Linked DNA regions of Mus musculus: region 2 is linked to region 1. The links are chromatin loops, found by intact Hi-C in ENCODE. Cell type or tissue: heart. All regions are shown on one strand. Each heading gives the region's core, and the rest is flanking DNA. Links, peaks and the distances in the headings are about the cores only.

Evidence for each region. Hi-C counts contacts between places; a loop is a spot of excess contacts. Peaks named below come from ENCODE experiments on the same cell type or tissue, not always from the same donor. Only the 100,000 strongest peaks of a DNase experiment are listed, where the experiment ranks them.
Region 2: a loop joins it to region 1, with 2.0 times the contacts of the local background. A loop is called at or near these places in 5 of 42 quality-filtered maps.

What each region holds. Positions count from the first base shown.
Region 1 is chr15:67,037,564-67,045,898 of GRCm38, forward strand. It overlaps Gm31342 (a long non-coding RNA gene), which reads left to right and starts at 2,030. Exons shown (of 3, transcript XR_384160.3): 1 at 2,030-2,690; 2 at 3,047-3,267; 3 at 5,506-5,545. In heart, for the core only: a CTCF peak has its summit at 4,774; DNase peaks (open chromatin) are centred at 1,988, 2,888 and 7,958; H3K4me3 peaks cover 1,562 bases; H3K27ac peaks cover 1,765 bases.
Region 2 is chr15:66,915,482-66,923,816 of GRCm38, forward strand. It overlaps Ccn4 (cellular communication network factor 4), which reads left to right. Exons shown (of 5, transcript NM_018865.3): 4 at 1,796-1,989; 5 at 3,674-7,720. The coding sequence ends at 3,973. Among named protein-coding and RNA genes, the nearest start is that of Ccn4, 28 kb to the left of the region's middle. In heart, for the core only: no CTCF peak of the experiment used is centred there; a DNase peak (open chromatin) is centred at 4,160.

The DNA.
Region 1 (8,335 bases), core at 157-8,156:
AATGCCACCTTCTGCAAACTCAGCAAAGCCTTGGGGACCCTCACTGGGCTGATGGTTTCATAACTGCAGATGGGTGCTCCCAGGGGTCAGAGTCACGGCTGAACTGTGTCCATGCCTCTCCCCTAAATAGAAGTCTATGTTCTCACCCGAGACTAGGAATATGTTACCTTATATAGTAAAAGGACTTTAAACAAGTTTGTTTAAGTTAAGGGTCCTGAGACGAGGGCATTGCCCTGAGTCACCCTGATGGCAACAGTGTGAGGAAATCTGAGGGAAAGAGAAGGGTGACCACAGGTCCAGATGGTGGGTGGAGGAAGGGCATGGAATAGAAGCATGCATGAACCACCAGAAGCTAGAAGCACCTAGCAAGTGGATCCCCACGAAGCCTGAAGAAACAAACTAACACACCTTTTTTTTCTAGAAACACCCCCTTCAGTCAGCTGACCTCTCCAGAGAAGTGAGGTAATACATCTGCATGGGTTTCAGTCACTCACAATGTGGTGGACAACATAAAGGTGAATAAACCCTGCTTATGGCCCCCTTATGCACACCTTCAAGAACCTCTGATGGCCTACCCAAGAGGTGGTGGGCCCTAGGGCAGAGAAAAGGCTGAGCACTGGCCAGTGGGAAGGAGGCTGAAAAGAGTCGTCATATTCTTCATTTAGACGAGGTTCAAGAGCAGGTGAGGCATCAATGGGAGGGAGGTCTTTTTAAAAGAGAGAGTATGATGTAGCTCAGGTAGCCTTGCCATATAGCCAAGGATGACCTTGAATTTCCGATCCTCCTGCGTCTACCTTCAAGTACTGGGATAACAGAATTCCACTACAGTGCCTAGTTTCTGTGATGCTGAGTGAGGATCAAACTCAGGGCTTTGGGCATGCCAGGCAAGCACTCTAGCAACTGAGCTACATCCCAACTCCAAGAAGCTGGGTAATCTCTTGGGAGTGGATATTAACCAGGGAGGAATGGGAGGATGTCTTGGTCTCTGAGTGGATCTGAGATGCCCACAAATGTCAAATAGCTTCCCACCACCCTTGAGTTCTTTTCTCTGTGCCAGTCATCCTCTAAACAGATGACTGTGGGGAAAAAATAGCAGAAAAGGCTTTCTCAGCCTTCTTCCGTCTGTGCTCTCCCCTAGTTGCTGATTGAATGTTCAGGGACTTCCTGTGCAGAGGAGCCTGGGATATACCTTAGGTGGGCAGCACATGGGAACTGTTGGACTGGTTTGTAGCAACCTGCACTGGTCTGGTGGTCTCCTCATCCTCTCTGCCACCTAAGAAGTGTTAGGCCCAGGAAGAAGTTAGGGCCCAGCCCAGGGTCAAGACAAGTAGGCAAATAAATATGTCAAGGAATAAAATGATGGATGACCATACGCCAGCTAGATGGGAGCACGTTCTGTGTCATACAAACGGGGAGGTGGTGTTCCCATGTCCTTTTGGCTGAGCACCCACGTGGCAGGGAAGGAGCATAAAGAGGTATTATCAGCCTCCAAATCCTACTGAGATGGGAGGTGGCAGGGGTCACTGGCAGGCTATCTTCTCATCCGTGCTGGCCCCTTCCCACATAGAGTGCTTTGCCTTCTGCATGGCTTGTGTCCCAGGTCCCCAGAGAGAGAGGCACAGACAGTTAAGGACTGTTTGAAGATCTGCAAGAAACCACAGGAAGAACAAGAATGGAGAGCCTTGCCCATGTCTCTCCTTTTCAGGGGCCCTGTAATAGAGACTTTCTCTCTTGTGGATTCAACTCTAGAAAGAGCAGGGGGCGCGGTGTGGGTTCAGCTCTAGAACCTCAAGGGGGCCCTTGGCTGCTACTCTGGGATATGTGTATTCTTTCCTCTGTCCCTGCTTCGCGGCTACCTTCCCAAGCTGGAGAAGTGGAAGGCTGCGGTCTGAAGATCCAGGAGGGCGGTGGCTCCTCCGGCAGCCACGCCCACTTCAAGAGAGATGTGCTGCAGCTCACACCCTCCCAGAAATCACTAGGCCGGAAGTGGACTGAGCTTGGCCAGATCCACAATGGGCGGTGGTAGGGGGAGGGCTGGAACGTGCAGCCTGACACCTGCACCCTAGAAGTTTGTACACGGACAAGGCAGCCGCTCTTTCTTCTCAGCAGGGGCTTGGGAAACTCCTCCCTTCTCAACTCTCTCCCTCTCTATAAGCTTAATCAAGGCCACTGAGCTGAAGCCCCTGCAAAGTGAAAGTAACCTGCCTTGCCCGTAGTAGTTTTGCATAGCTACGTGAGACAACTGCTTCTCACCGCCCCCGCCATCCTCGCTTCCCCCTTCCTCCCTATCCCCCCCTCCACCCCGTGCTGCTGGCTGGGGTGTTAGGGTGAATCACTGTCCGACTCAGATCCCTCTTGCCCATTTTAGAGAAAGAAAGCTGAGGTAAAGAAAAGGGAGGTGAAATTGAGGGAGTAAAGACACCATAATCTTGACATGTGGCAAAGGAATTGAATTTGTAACTTTGTTTCAGCCAAATCTATTACATTCCAGAAACTGAGCTACCATGACTGCTAAGTAGGTACATTTCAGTATATATATAGGACATATAGGGTCCCACACCCTTCTTCTCAAGTTCAGATAAGTACGTTAACACAGCCAGGAACTGGAAACCAACAGAGATGGGATTTGAAGCCTGCTATTCTGAGGCTGGATTCTGGAAGTTTCCTCCATCAGTGAACTACTGTCAAAGGTATAGGATGTGCGGTTTTTGCTCCGGTCTGGCTCTCCTCGCTCAGCGCTTAGACTGCCTTTGCGTCTGGGTACCGGGATGCCCCTGGGGAATGGTGGGCTTAGGACGCTGACTGCCAGGTGGAGGAACTGCTGAGAGCGGTGCGGGTGGGGGTGGGGTGGGGAGAGATCTAGATAAACTGCCGCTAGATGAGAGATTCCCAGAGCTCCACATGCTGCAGAGAGGAAATTATCAGGACTAGTCATAGGACTTGGGGAGAGGCTAGGCTGTACAATGCTGGCTCAACAAGGTGTTTGGGGTGGGGTTGGAGTCTAGGCCAAGAACTCCGGAACGTTACCACTCTGCCATTCTTCCAGGGAAGGGCCCCACACACAAGGTAGCTGGAAGCAAGGATTCCTCTGTGGAGCTGAAGGTGCATGGGAAAACCCCCACCCAGGACAGCCATCCAGTTTCCCTCATGACTGAGTACTTGGTAGCCAGAGAATGATGGGCCCACTGCTTAGTTCTTAAAACTGCAGCAGACAGCAACACACCCCCACCTTGTCAACAACGTTTCAATGAAAGTCACAGCCACAGGGTAAGTGCTAGGCAGGTACCTCTGCCTTCTCTCCTGTCCCGTTTTCAGAGAGGGTAAATTCTCTAGAGGGGAAACAGCTTCTGTTTTTAAATACTGATTCATTTTGGAGAAAGCTAAAAAAAAAATAGTTTTAGGAAGCTGGAGAGAGAACTCAGTGGGTTCTAGTGCTTGTTGCAAATCCATAAAGACCCGAGTTCAAATCTCTAGCAGGGTGTGGCTGGACAGGACACCCGAAGTCCCCACAACCAATGTCCTCCTCTGGCCTCTGCATGGGGATACCTCCGTGCAGCACCCGCCTACACACACACACACACACACACACACACCCCATTTCAGTCTAGTGGAGTGGTTCTTGAACTCATAAGGTAGAAGCAGAAGATTCAGGAATTCAAGGCCATCCTTCACTGCATAGTGAGTTTGACGCCAAAACTATAGCTTGCCTCTACTCCCAGACCAAAAAAAGCAACAGGAAAGAGATTTATTTAGAGAAGGAGCAGACCTCAGGTAGAAGCCACCCACGCTCTTCCTGGCATGCCCTCCTGGGTTCCCTGATTCACCACTGACACCGTCGTCTCACAGTTACTTTTGTATAAAATGTGAATTGATGTGACTGGCAGTCTCTTTCCTCCCTTCAGAAAATAGGCTTCCGGAGAAGGGATGTTCTGGACTCCTGCTAACCATAGAAACTGCAGGGTCCAGATTGTATCTGGTACATAGTAGGCAGTCCGTAAATTTCTGTTTGATGAGTGAATGATAGCTGCTGTCACAGTAATAACAGTGCGAAGAACTGACTAAAGAGAGAAGAGCAGGCAGGGTGTCTGGGGAGGGGCTCCACACAGACAATGTCAAAGAAAGAGTCACCTAGTAAGGAGAACAGTCTGTGAAGCCACTCTCAGTAGGTTTGTAAGATGTCACCCATGATGACCCACAGCTTGGTAGCTGTGGCAGCTGTTGGCACCAGTGACTTCCTGCCTTTTCCTGTGTACCAGGCACCAATCCCTGCGTCTCTCCGCCCTGCTCCTCAGTCCCTGTTTGAACTGGAAAAATGGTTATTGGTTCACCGCTCGAGAATACGATCACTACCACAATTTAAAGCCGAATTTGAAGCAAACTTTAATTAAATACATGCCAGGAAGATGGACTCTGGCCAGGTCTACCCCTTGGTTCCCAGGAAAATGGTCACAAATCACTTTTTTTTTTTTTTGCTGGGACTTAAAAGGTAAAACCCATAATTCACCACATTTCCCACCAGGTCCAATCAAGGGCAAGCATACATCTTGATGTATTTCCTGCCCTTGTACCTTCTGCCACATTCGATCAAGCAAATCTGGTGCAGACAGGTCAAACAAATGTAGGGACAACAGGAATGTATTCTTCACTACAAACAGAACTCATCTCATAACCTGCCAGGCATATTTCGCCTGTTTTGGTCTCCTGGATACTCAAAACTCATCACTGCAAAGATCTGGAACCTTTCAGAGTCAGAGTGGAAGGGCACCCCAAGAGGCAGGGTGCAGTAGTGCTGCCTGCTTTTGGTGGATGCAGAGGCCCAGTAGGCACAGCTCAGGCCACCTGGGCCAATTGAGCCAGACCCTCTCCATAAGTGTATCACTGTGTTGGTCAGTGTTCCAGAGCCAGGAAAGGCCATGTTACATCCTCCAACATCACATTCTAATTGAGTGATCTTGATCCATAAGAGTCCCTATTCAGATATTGGCTTTCTACAAGTTCTGGCACACATGAGCATATATATGTGGGTGAACACACACACACACACACACACACACACACACACACACACACACACACAAGGTATGTTGGTATGTTTTGCCTAATGTGGTTAATATGAATATTCATGATTTACATGCAAAATCCCCCTTTCTAGATTTAGCCTGTTTCATATTGAATCTGGAATGTAGAATGTTCCCCCTAAAGGTTCATGTGTTGAAAACTTGGGCAGCAGATGGGAGTGTCATTCAGTGGTTGGTCGGAATGTCAAGATGTGTGTCTAGTTAGAGGATGTATATAAGCCCTTGAAAGGAATCTCTCTGTCTTTGTCTCTGTCTCTGTCTGTGTATATGTGTGTGTATGTGTGTGTGTATGTATGTATGTGTGTGTGTGTGTGTTTGCACAAATGGAGATTGGAGAATGTCTTAGTTAGAGTTTTACTGCTGTGAACAGACACCGTGACTAAGCCAACTCTTATAAGGACAACATTTAATTGGGGCTGGTTTACAGGTTCAGAGGTTCAGTCCAGTATCATCAAGGAGAGAACATGGCAGCATCCAGGCAGGCATGGTGCAGGAGGAGCTGAGAGTCCTACATCTTCATCTGAAGGCTGCTAGCAGAATACTGACTTCCAGGCAGCTAGGAATAAGGTACTAAAACTCACGCCTAGAGTGGCACACCTACTCCAACAAGGCCACACCTCCAAATAGTGCCACTCCCTAGGCCAAGCATATACAAACCACTATAGAGGATAACCTTAGGTGTTGGTCTTAACCTTTTGACTTATCTGAAGCAGTTTCTTCCTTTCATTGTGTGCACCAGGCTTGTTGTACCACAGTTTCCAGTGATTGTCTCTGCCTCCCACATCTCTGTAGGAGTGCTGAGATTAGCAGTAGGAACTACTACATCCGATTTTATATAGGTTTGGGGGATTAGAACTCAGATCTTCACAGTTGTTGTTAATCCCACTGGTCAAGAATAAGACCACTGTGTTTGAGCCAAATCTGAAACAAGCTTTAATTAAATACTGGCTGGGATGGTGGACTCCGGTCAGGTTTGTTACTGGGCTCCCAGAAAATGATAACAAGTGTAGGTAGCTATTCCAGAGTGAGGAGGGGATGTGAAAGGGTCCATGTGGAGGTCAGAGGTTGATACCCAGTGTCTTGTGTGGCTCGCCACCTTTTTTTTTTCCCCTTTGAGGCAGAGTCTTTCACTAAATCTGGAGCACAACAATTCAATGAGACTATCTGCCAGAAAGCACCAGGAGTGCCTCTGTCTTTGATTCCTCAGATCTACAATTACAGGGGTGCCACACCCAGCTTTTTTGGGGATGCTCAGAATTCCAACCGAAGTCTTCATATTTGTACAGCAAGCCCCTTGCTGTCTGAGCCATCTCCCCCGCATCTTAAATGCTTTTATGTCCCAGCCACAGTTATACTCCCTAACACACAAATGAGCCATCACAACCCCATTTCTCTTTATATCAGTGCTTCTCAGCCTTCCAATGCTGCAACCCTTTAATATGGTTCCTTAGACTGTGGTGGCCCCAACCATAACATTATTTCATTATTACTTCGTACCTGTGTCCTGCCATTTGCCCCATAGCTAGAATGACTCCTACCAGTACTGAAAAATGCCCTGGTGGCCCGTCATCTTCCTGGCAACCAGGAGGACAGAGAGGGTCCAATCATGAAACCCCTGGACTCCCAGCAATGATACAGTTGTAGTAGATTTCAATCTCGAGGTTGCCACTTTACAGCTGCGTGTCTCTGATGAAATGAGTTCACCTCCCTTGAGTTCGGATCACCAGGAGGACGGGTGCTGAGGCAGGAGTACTCACTGACTTAGTGTGGTCCAGCATGAGCTGGGAATTGAAGCACACCACCAAGGTGATAGGATCCCAACCCTCAGCTTGTTTTGCCCCATCCCTGGCCTAAGCAAACTTCTCAACCCATCACTCGGAGGCTCAGAGACACAGTGCTCCAGAAAATAGTTATGTGGAAGCTGAGCCAGGGCCCTTGGGTGCAGGCTTTGTTTTGGAAACAACCGCCCTCAGGCTGGGAGGAGGGGACTGTGCCCCAAGTCTGACTCTGCGCCCCAGAACTCAGGTCCTCTGTGCCTGCCTCTGTAAATAAGGGTAGCGCAGGCTTGATAACCTGCCCCTCCCCAACCCTGGCTCGCTCTAAGTTGTTTCCCAGAAAAGCTAAATGTCAGGACCTAGAGCACCAACCCAAATTCAGCACCGTGTGTGTTTTTGTAGCTCCAGAGAGCTAGGAATGGTTTTTATACTTCTGAAAAAATAATTAAAAAAAAAAAAAGAATCAGAAGAATAATATTTTCTAACATTTGAAAAATGACAGAATTCAAATGTTAGTGTCCATAAATAGCGTTGTACTGGGATGCGGCCAGGAGCGCTCACTTACATGTTGTCTAGGGCAGCTCTCTGGCTCCCAACTCTCTGGCTTTTCCTGGAAAAAGCAGCTGCCTCTTGCCCTGGAGCCATTTCAGTAGAGCAGTTACCTGCATACAGGCCTATGGTGTGAGCTTCCTCGACCACCTCCCCTTGTGAACACAACACCTGAGAAAACAACTTAGGGAGGAGAGATTTATTTTGGCCCATGGTTTCAGGTTATTTAGTTTATGCTGAACCTCTGGGTGAGGGGGGAACTTCCTTACCTCTAGGCGGAGAGGAGGCAGGGAGAACAGCGCCAGGAGGGATCACCCCCAGAACACATCTTCTGCAACCAGTCAGGAAGTTTCATGCCCCACCCCCAAGCCAATAGATTATTTAAATTTCTAATCAATGAGCCTTCCTGGTGCAATCATTTCTGGATGAACACTCCCTCCCTGACGGGAGAGCTGTGCCTCACTAATCTTCTAGGATCTTACACTGACTAGGAAGAATAAACATTGCACCCTATTTCACAGGAAGTCACTTCTGAGAGCCGGTGGGGAGGGTTGACCTCAAAACAGGAGTCTTGTGGGAAGTGAGGGTAAACCCAGTACAGCCTCTAACATAATTACCTCACCAGATGGAGAGTGACTACAGGAAGTCAGGAATCTGCACCAGTGTAGTCTCTTTAATAACTGTAACCTTTCCGTTCATTGACAACTGCTGTTTAGCATGTCAGTATGGAGCCTTGGCTCTAAGGGACCAAAACCACTTGAATTCCTTATGCCTTATGGCAGTAACCATGCTAGAGACAGTTGGACAGACTGTCCACTGCATAACCTCTAGACATGCTACTTCTTTCACTGTTATCCATATCTGTATCAATAAGGATAATTTTCTACAGTAGGGTTTCCCAGTCCCCAAAGGCACAGAGTGGCCCTGGGTGAC
Region 2 (8,335 bases), core at 163-8,162, 120 kb before region 1:
TCTGTGTCTGTCTCTGTCTCTCGTGTGTGTGTGTATGTGTGTGTGTGTGTGTGTGTGTGTGGTTCCTCTCCCTAACCCCTTTCTTCCATTTACTATGAGTGCACAGGTGGGATGTCTGTCTGTCTGTCCCACATTTCTGCAGGCTGTTCTGCCTCACCTACCATCTAATTACCTGTCTCCCTCCATAGCTCACCACTCTCCCCTGCTTACCTCTGGCTAAGTATGCACTGATCAGATGCTACATTCTGTATGTTCATAGGACCAGCAAGGAGCAAATAATACAACTTGTCCATAGTTGAGTAACAGGACCAGCTGCCATGTAGAGGGATTCACTAATCCAAGGACATCTGATGCACTGTCACATGCATGATTCTGTCCTCTCAGACCCCAGACCTGGGAACTCTGTTCTTGTTCTCTTTAACATAGCGGAACTGGGGCCTATAGGTGAGAGCCAGCTCACTGGACCCCACAATTTGCAAACTAGTGCAGTGCAGAGAGATGAACCCAGGGATTGTGACACAGAAGTCTATGGTCTCTTCAGCTGCTATGTTCTGGATTTACTGAGATGGGATGTCAGATACCGGACTCACCTTTGAACTTTCAGATATATACTTCATTTCTGAGGGGCTGTAGGATGGACAGTGTCTTAAAAAAGCAAAAAAACAAAAAACAAAAAAAACAAACAAACAGATCCTGCTCAATGACTTGTAGATGCATGGCATAAACTCAGTCAAAATCTCCACCCTTTCCAGTAGCCCCACAAGGTAGATATCCTTCTAATTCGATGACTGAGGCCCAGTAAGTACTGTGTGAAGGTCCCAGAGCTTGTAGGTGGTCACTGTATTCTTACTTTTCTGGTTGCTGTAACTAAATACCTGAAGAAAGCAATTTACAAGAGAAAGGGCTTATTTTGCTTCGAATTTTAAGAAGGGATGCAGGGGCTAGAGAGATGACTCATGTTTCAAGAGTGCTTGCTGCTCTTCCAAAGAACCTAATTTGGTTCCCAGCACTTATATATAGCTACCTGGTGGTTCACAGTTGCCTGTAATACCAGTTCCACGGGTTCAAATGCCCTCTTCTGGTCTACCCCAGGACAAGCACACACATGGCATTCATACACAGACATAAACACAGACACACAAGTAAAAATAAATGTAAAAATAAAATCTCATGTTAATGAAAACAAAAAGAGATACCATCCATCGTAGTGGGAAAGGTGTCAGTGGCAGGAGATGGTGTCTGGTCATGTGGCATCCAGTCTGGAGAGATGAGTAGTGGTACTCAGCCCACTTTCTCCTTTCTATTCAGTCTGGAACCCCAGTTTATGCCCATAGTTAAAGTGGGTCTTCTCAGTTCTCTTAGCCCAATGTAGAAAATCCTTGCCAGACATCCCCAGAGCTCTGTCTCCTAGGTGGCTCTAGACCCTGTCCAATTTACAGATAATAGTAACCATCATAGAAACCTGGGGTCCACTCAGCTCTAACGATGATTAGATCAATGATTCTTCTGTGATTTTATGTTGCATCACTTGGTCAGAGAAGAAAATGTTAAGGAGGAGAATGTAATCCCCCTACCTAGGTGTGGCTACTAAGTAGAAGGTAGTTAGTCCTCCTGTGGGGAGGAAGAGCCCAATTCTTTCTGTCTGTCTTGTCTAAATTCTTCACCTGTCTATTGGTCTCTGCCTCTTTCTGCGTCTTGTGAATTCTAAATAGCTTTTTTTTCCCATGGTAATGGTGAGGGCTGCCGGAGCTCGTGGAGGCTACAGACTCATAGGTTCTGTGGTATTCCTCTACAGCAGCGTCAGGCGCCGTGGAGCAACGGTATGAGAACTGCATAGCCTACACTAGTCCCTGGAGCCCCTGCTCTACCACCTGTGGCCTAGGTATCTCCACTCGGATCTCTAACGTCAATGCCCGGTGCTGGCCAGAGCAGGAAAGTCGCCTCTGCAACCTGCGGCCATGTGATGTGGACATCCAACTACACATCAAGGTAAGTTCAGGGCAGGGCTAGGCCCCTTAGGAAGGTATAGGCATGGTGAGCATGTATAGCTGACTTGAGCCTGACCACTAAACTTCTTGGGAGTCATTTAAGAAAAGGGGCTTGGCAGGCCTTGGGGCTGCTAGGCTTGTCCAGGATGGATTCCACTGAATGAATGCTTTTGTAGTTGACCATCCTATCAGAAGCAAGGTCACTCCAAGGGGATATCAGGAGCCATCTGGGTTCTTTGTGTTGTGATTCTGAAGGATCTACACCATCTTTCATCCCCTTAGCTTCTTCCCACATCCACCAACACAGGACAGCTACCTGGGCAATGTGAGGACTGTGAACTAGAGCTTGAAACACATGGTGTCAGATGCCGCTCTGCTGTTAGTGTTCACAGGTGTGGCCAGTCTCCGGCTATCATTAAGCTTCAGTTCCTTTCCTGTGAATATAACATTGGTATTAATCCCCGAATCTTCCCCCAGCTTTGAGAGTCTAAGATGATACAAGTACAACATCAAGGACATGTATACTAAACTGCAAAAGAAATGAGTCTTTCCTGTCTAACTCAGTACCCTTCACTCACGCCTTAGTGCTTGACCTACCTGATGATCATATCAAGCAAAGAAAACTTGTCAGGGCTCATCCCTGGCTCTATTTGCGGACGAAGCAGGGTAGGTTCTTCAGATGCTGAGGAAAGGCTGCCAGTTACCAGGACAACCCTGTTTCCCACCACCATCATCAGACATGGGGCTTGCTCCTTATCCTTAACGTAGCACCTTGTCATCTTTGATGGATGCATACTTTCCTTTCTACTCTTCACACTCTGCTGTGCCAACCTTTGGTGCCAGCAGGTCCTTTATGAATGTCTCCTAATTGGAAGTATGGGTGTGAAATACCCAGTATAAGGAACAATAAAACAAGGACCCTAATCTGGGCTCTAAAAATCTATCACAAGTCTGGGCCCTTCGCTAGAAGCTCATGATTCCTCTCCCATCTCCACCATCATCTACCCTGGGTAGGTTTGTTCCCCCGATTGGATAATCTGCAAGCTCTACCCGCACTGGATGTGTTCTGAGCCCAGCTCTGCTAGGATGCTGATAATAGAACCTAACACTAGCACAGGGCATTTAGTAATTGCCTACTGTAGACCAGCTTCAAGGTTATATTAGTGAGATACAGAAAGAGGCCAGAGTATCAAGGAGCCCACAGCCTCCTAGAAGGCTACAATTGTATTTGAATAACGTCAATTCTGAATTTGTGAGAAAGAGAGGTGGTGGGGTAGATGGGACAGATGAGAGCAAAATGTGCCTCTGATTAATGATGGAATTCCATGTCAGCTCAGCTGCTTGCTAGCTGGGGAGCTTGGTTAGCTAAAAGAGGATTCTTGTGCTGGTGACACTGACACATGGGTACCAAAATGGAAAAAAAAATCAGGAGAGAAGGGAGACTGCTAGCTGTGATATCTGAGCTCAGCATGGTAATGCCCTCCTGCAATCCTTGGTTTACATGTGTTATGTGGCAAGGTCTTGTTTTGTTGGCTGATGTCCTTCATTACTTAAAGAGTCTGTGAATCTGGAGCAAAGATGACGCCTGCCATGCACAATGATGGGAAGGGAGGATTTGGCGTTTGGAGGGAGCATGGTGGCTATACATCACCAGTACTAACCAAGGCTCCTTTCCCTTCCTGAAGGCAGGGAAGAAATGCCTGGCTGTGTACCAGCCAGAGGAGGCCACGAACTTCACTCTCGCAGGCTGTGTCAGCACACGCACCTACCGACCCAAGTACTGCGGAGTCTGTACTGACAATAGGTGTTGCATCCCCTACAAGTCCAAGACCATCAGTGTGGATTTCCAGTGTCCAGAGGGGCCAGGTTTCTCCCGGCAGGTCCTATGGATTAATGCTTGCTTCTGCAACCTGAGCTGCAGGAATCCTAACGATATCTTTGCTGACTTGGAATCTTACCCTGACTTCGAAGAGATTGCCAATTAGGTGGGTGTGTGGCTCAGGGTAAAGTTCCATGCTGCAAAGCAGCCAGCCCTTTGTGGTCCAGGACTTCACAATTGAGCCTTATTTCATCTACTTCCTACTCGATTCTGAATTCCCAGTTTCTGTTCCTGTTTTGACAATCGTAATGGCCCAGGAGAGTGCTGCTCAGGCTCAGACAATGGGTTCCTCCTTGGGGACATTCTACATCATTCCAAGGAAAACACATCTCTGACTGTTCACAATGGAAGCAAAGCCTGGCCCAGCTAGTCTGGCTCCAGCCTGGGCAAGTTGTCAGAAGTTGTGATGGGATTGTCCAAGGAAAAGCATCAGCTGAAGAACCAGTATCATGAAGTCCTTCCTCAGATGCCAAGCCTAGGGATGCTGGGATCCTTTCAGACAGATGGATGGGATTGGGGACACAGGAATAAGCTATTATTTTACCCTTGCCAAATGATACTATCCTGGGTATTTCTGCCTAAAACATACCAAAAGTGTTCTTGTTCCACTGATCTGTATATCACAAGTCACCAAACATTTTCCAGGTGAGGACCATAGTTGTGTCATTCTGTTTTGCTATTGAAAATCATTTTAAAAAGAAGGAAAAAAAAAAAAGAAAAGAAAAGAAAGTCATTTCATTAACTTGGGCACTTTCTCCTCTCACCCCATATTCTATAAAGGGCTAAACTTGGGTTCTTGTTGATCAGGAATGTAATTTGAGAAGTCTTACTTTTGCAGGGAGATGGTAGCCCTCAATTCATCCCGTAGGGATGGGACAAGGCCAGCCAATCTTTCAAGCCATAGCTGGGCAGGTCACTGAATCTGCTGCTGGCCAAGTTCTTAGGACAATTAGCCAAAATCTGGGCCTCTCTCTCCCTAGGGTTCATGGGAGTTGGTAGGGACCGTAGAGTGACTTGTCTGTTGTCTCAAAAAGTAAGATGGAAAGATGTTCTCATGGCCCTTAGAAGACTCTTTTGAAGTCTACGCCAGACCTAACAGAATATGTGCATCAAACAAACAAGTGGATCACCCTCCCATGGCCTGGGTGACCTCTAGCAGTCACCCAGTGACTGTGGTAAGGCCACAGTAGTCCCTGGACCCAGGACAAATCTTTTTTGTTTCAGTGACCTACTTTACAGCCTCAGTGTCTATGAAGAAAGTTAACTCAGTTTTCTCATCTGAAGACAGAAGTCGACCAGCCATTCAGAAATGGGGATCTATTTAGTAGTGGTAAACGTTAAAGAGTTTGTAAGCTAAAGAAATATTTTTTTTCCTAAGTGATAATGAGGTTGTTACCTATTTTAGAGGTAGAATTTTCTGTCATCATCCTTTTATTGTGTTCTACATACTACCCATTGTTCTCAATATTTGCCACACATTTACTCATTGAAACTTGCTGATAACACAGAGGACTTCCCTTAATGATTTCTGTTCTTGACACTGTGAAATATCAATTCAAAGAGGCTAATAAGTTCAATCAAAGTCACCTATCTGAAGACTCATAGCCAGAGAAGATTGCCTTCATATTTCCCCTTTGCTTCTGGACCTTGTAAACATGTCAGGGCAGGAAAGCATACAGAAGTCAGCAGCTTGCCCTCTTAGTATTGGCTCTCTAGCCCCTTTCACGTAAGAGGAGAGTGTGTCTAGGTACTAAGGATCCAACCTAAACTGGACAGAAAAGGGCATGTGCATTATCCCCTGTGGCTCCTCCTGCCCTGGAATCAGAACTAGCTTACAGCATGCTTTTATATGATGATTCAGTTTGCCCCACACCATACATATGGGCATATGGGAGAACTATACACACACTCATAAATGGATTTGTAAGTAGGAAAGGGGACTTGAGATTTCCCCTCCTTCCTGCAACTTCCCAAAGGCCTGGCCTTATGCAAGGCAAACAGTGGTGCTTAAGATGTATTTTGGGAAGAAAATACTATATATATATATTCCTATTTTTCCTTAGAAGCCTTTTCTTCCAGGATCTCATCTTAACAGTAAGAAATCCTCTCTTAAGAGAGGCCTAGTATTTTGAGTAAACATATGTTCATATGTGTACAAGTACTTGTATGTAAATATAAGTTACCACTGTGGGTTATTAATTAGGTAAATTTTATGTGGTATCATATTTGATTTTCTTCTATTGGAAAAATCTGCCTTAACAGCTAACTCTGTAAGAACTTCCATAGGAGCCATAAGCTAGGGTCTTCCCAGGTATCCATCCTCTTTTGGGAAACTGAGCTGAGCATCTTCAACCAAAGGAGTTAGGGTGATCATTGGGAATAGGAGAAAGGGATGGCCAGGGTAGCTCCATCGTTATTTAGAAACAGACCTGGCATACAGAACGACCAGAGGAACCAACCTTCTTTGAACCAAGGGAAAAAGACTTGGATGTAATATATAGAAGCTTTTTCTAATAGTCAGAAACAGACTTTAATTGTATGGCCTGGTTCAAGGAAAGTTAAGAATGTCCATTATCGTTAAAAACAAAAGTCCATTATTGATAGCTTATTTGGTGCTAAGCCCTACGGTGCATTTTGTCCGGCTATCACTTAGCAGAGCCATGCTCAGTACACAGTCTTTCTCTATTCAATAAATAGAAACGCTGAAGCTCAAAGGCACTGAGGAGCTGAGGCTCAGAAGCATGTTTAGTCCACTCTATCAGGGGGGGAAGAGATCTTGACGGAACCTAAATGACTACTATTGGAAACTCATATTTGAAAGCTTTCAGAAGTCCCACCCCCACCCCATCCCCAGATGCTTAGAAACTAAAGAAGCAATGAGGATGAGCTAGCCTTCAGTGAAGAGGTTCACTACTGCACCAAGAGTGAATGTCTTAGGTGTACTTAGTCATTGGACAGGGAGACCTGAGTGAGTTTGTGAACCTGCAGCTTACTAAACCTTACAATGAGCATTTGGAGAGCCAAGACTGCTTCTCGGCGCTTTACTGACATGGCTTGCTTAATCTTCTCAGTGAGCCCAAGAGTCAGGGCGTTACCACTGCCCATTTTAGGGCTGAGAAAGCAAAATCTCCAGGAGTTAAGTGATTTGCTCAAGTTTTTAACCAACCGAGGCACTGCAGATAAACTCCGAAGCCCAGTGTCATGTAACATGCCCATGCCATCTCTCCGGACACGCAGCCCATTTTCCTGTTCCTAAACCAAAGGCTCAGAGTCACCAGAACCAACTCACAGGACAGTGCAGAAATTCTAATGTCGAGGGTGATTAGAGACTGATCAAAGAAAGTAATTTCAAATGATATGATTGTTTGTAAGCACCCTAGTTAATTCTGGACTACATATGCATAGAGATTGTGAAGAACATTACAGCCTGTGACTATAACGTTGACTTCTGTCATTTCTTTTTAAAGACTTGTTTTTTTTTTTTTACTCAAAGGACCCACAGTGACAGCCCTGAATGGTTGAGAAGCATTGATTAGCTGTGAGTCCTGCATATGTATGTATGTGTGTGTGTGTGTGTGTATTTGTATGTACTTATCTATTTTCAAACTGTGATTGTGTATTTAAATATTCCTCCTGCCATTTTGTAAGTGATTACGCATAAAGAAACACCTTTGAATGTCCTAATAAAGGAGAGCTAGCCCTTGGGCGGCCTGTCACATTTTGCCACTTTCCTCATTTTTCTCATGATCTGTGTAGCAGGGAATGTGTTTGTTCAACCATGATGAGTTTTCATTGTTCAAATTCTTTGTTTACAGCTTTTCTCCTTAAAGCAATAAATCATCAGCAACAGTAACTTCTTTGATTTGGATTTGGTTTTGGTTTTTTTGGTCTTTTTTTTTTTTTTTTTTTCCTTCTACATTCTGCTGTTAGGAGGCAAAGATCAAGGACTGGATGTGTTCAACCAATGTGTGGGTTGGAGAAATGAAGTTCCAGATATTGGATAGAAGGGAATAAAAATGGCATACGTATTTGAAGATGAACCTAGAAACAGATTCTGAAGCCCAGAGGACACTGGTGTTGGGACACATTATTCCTGGACAGACCTGAGCAAACCTCCACTCATCCCAGATGGGGATTCGGCCATAGGGCAGCTGCACCACAGAAAATGCACCCCAGCATGAGTGGCAGCTCAGGGAAGTGAGACTTTTCCTACTCGCTGTATGTCTTGAAGGTTAGAACATCTCTCTTGGGCAGCTCAGTGGATCTGTCTTTCTCAGCAATCCTGCTGATCAGTCTGTTTTAGGCAGATAAATTGGCCTTTGTTTCCTGAGTAGTTCTTACTATTTCCATAGGCTTAGGCATGCAGACTTGTGTTTCTGGTTAGTTTTAGGGACTTTTTGAGTATCCTGAGTCATTTGCTTCTTGACTCTTAGATATTTTTTTTCTTTTGTCCTAAGAACAAGCCTGT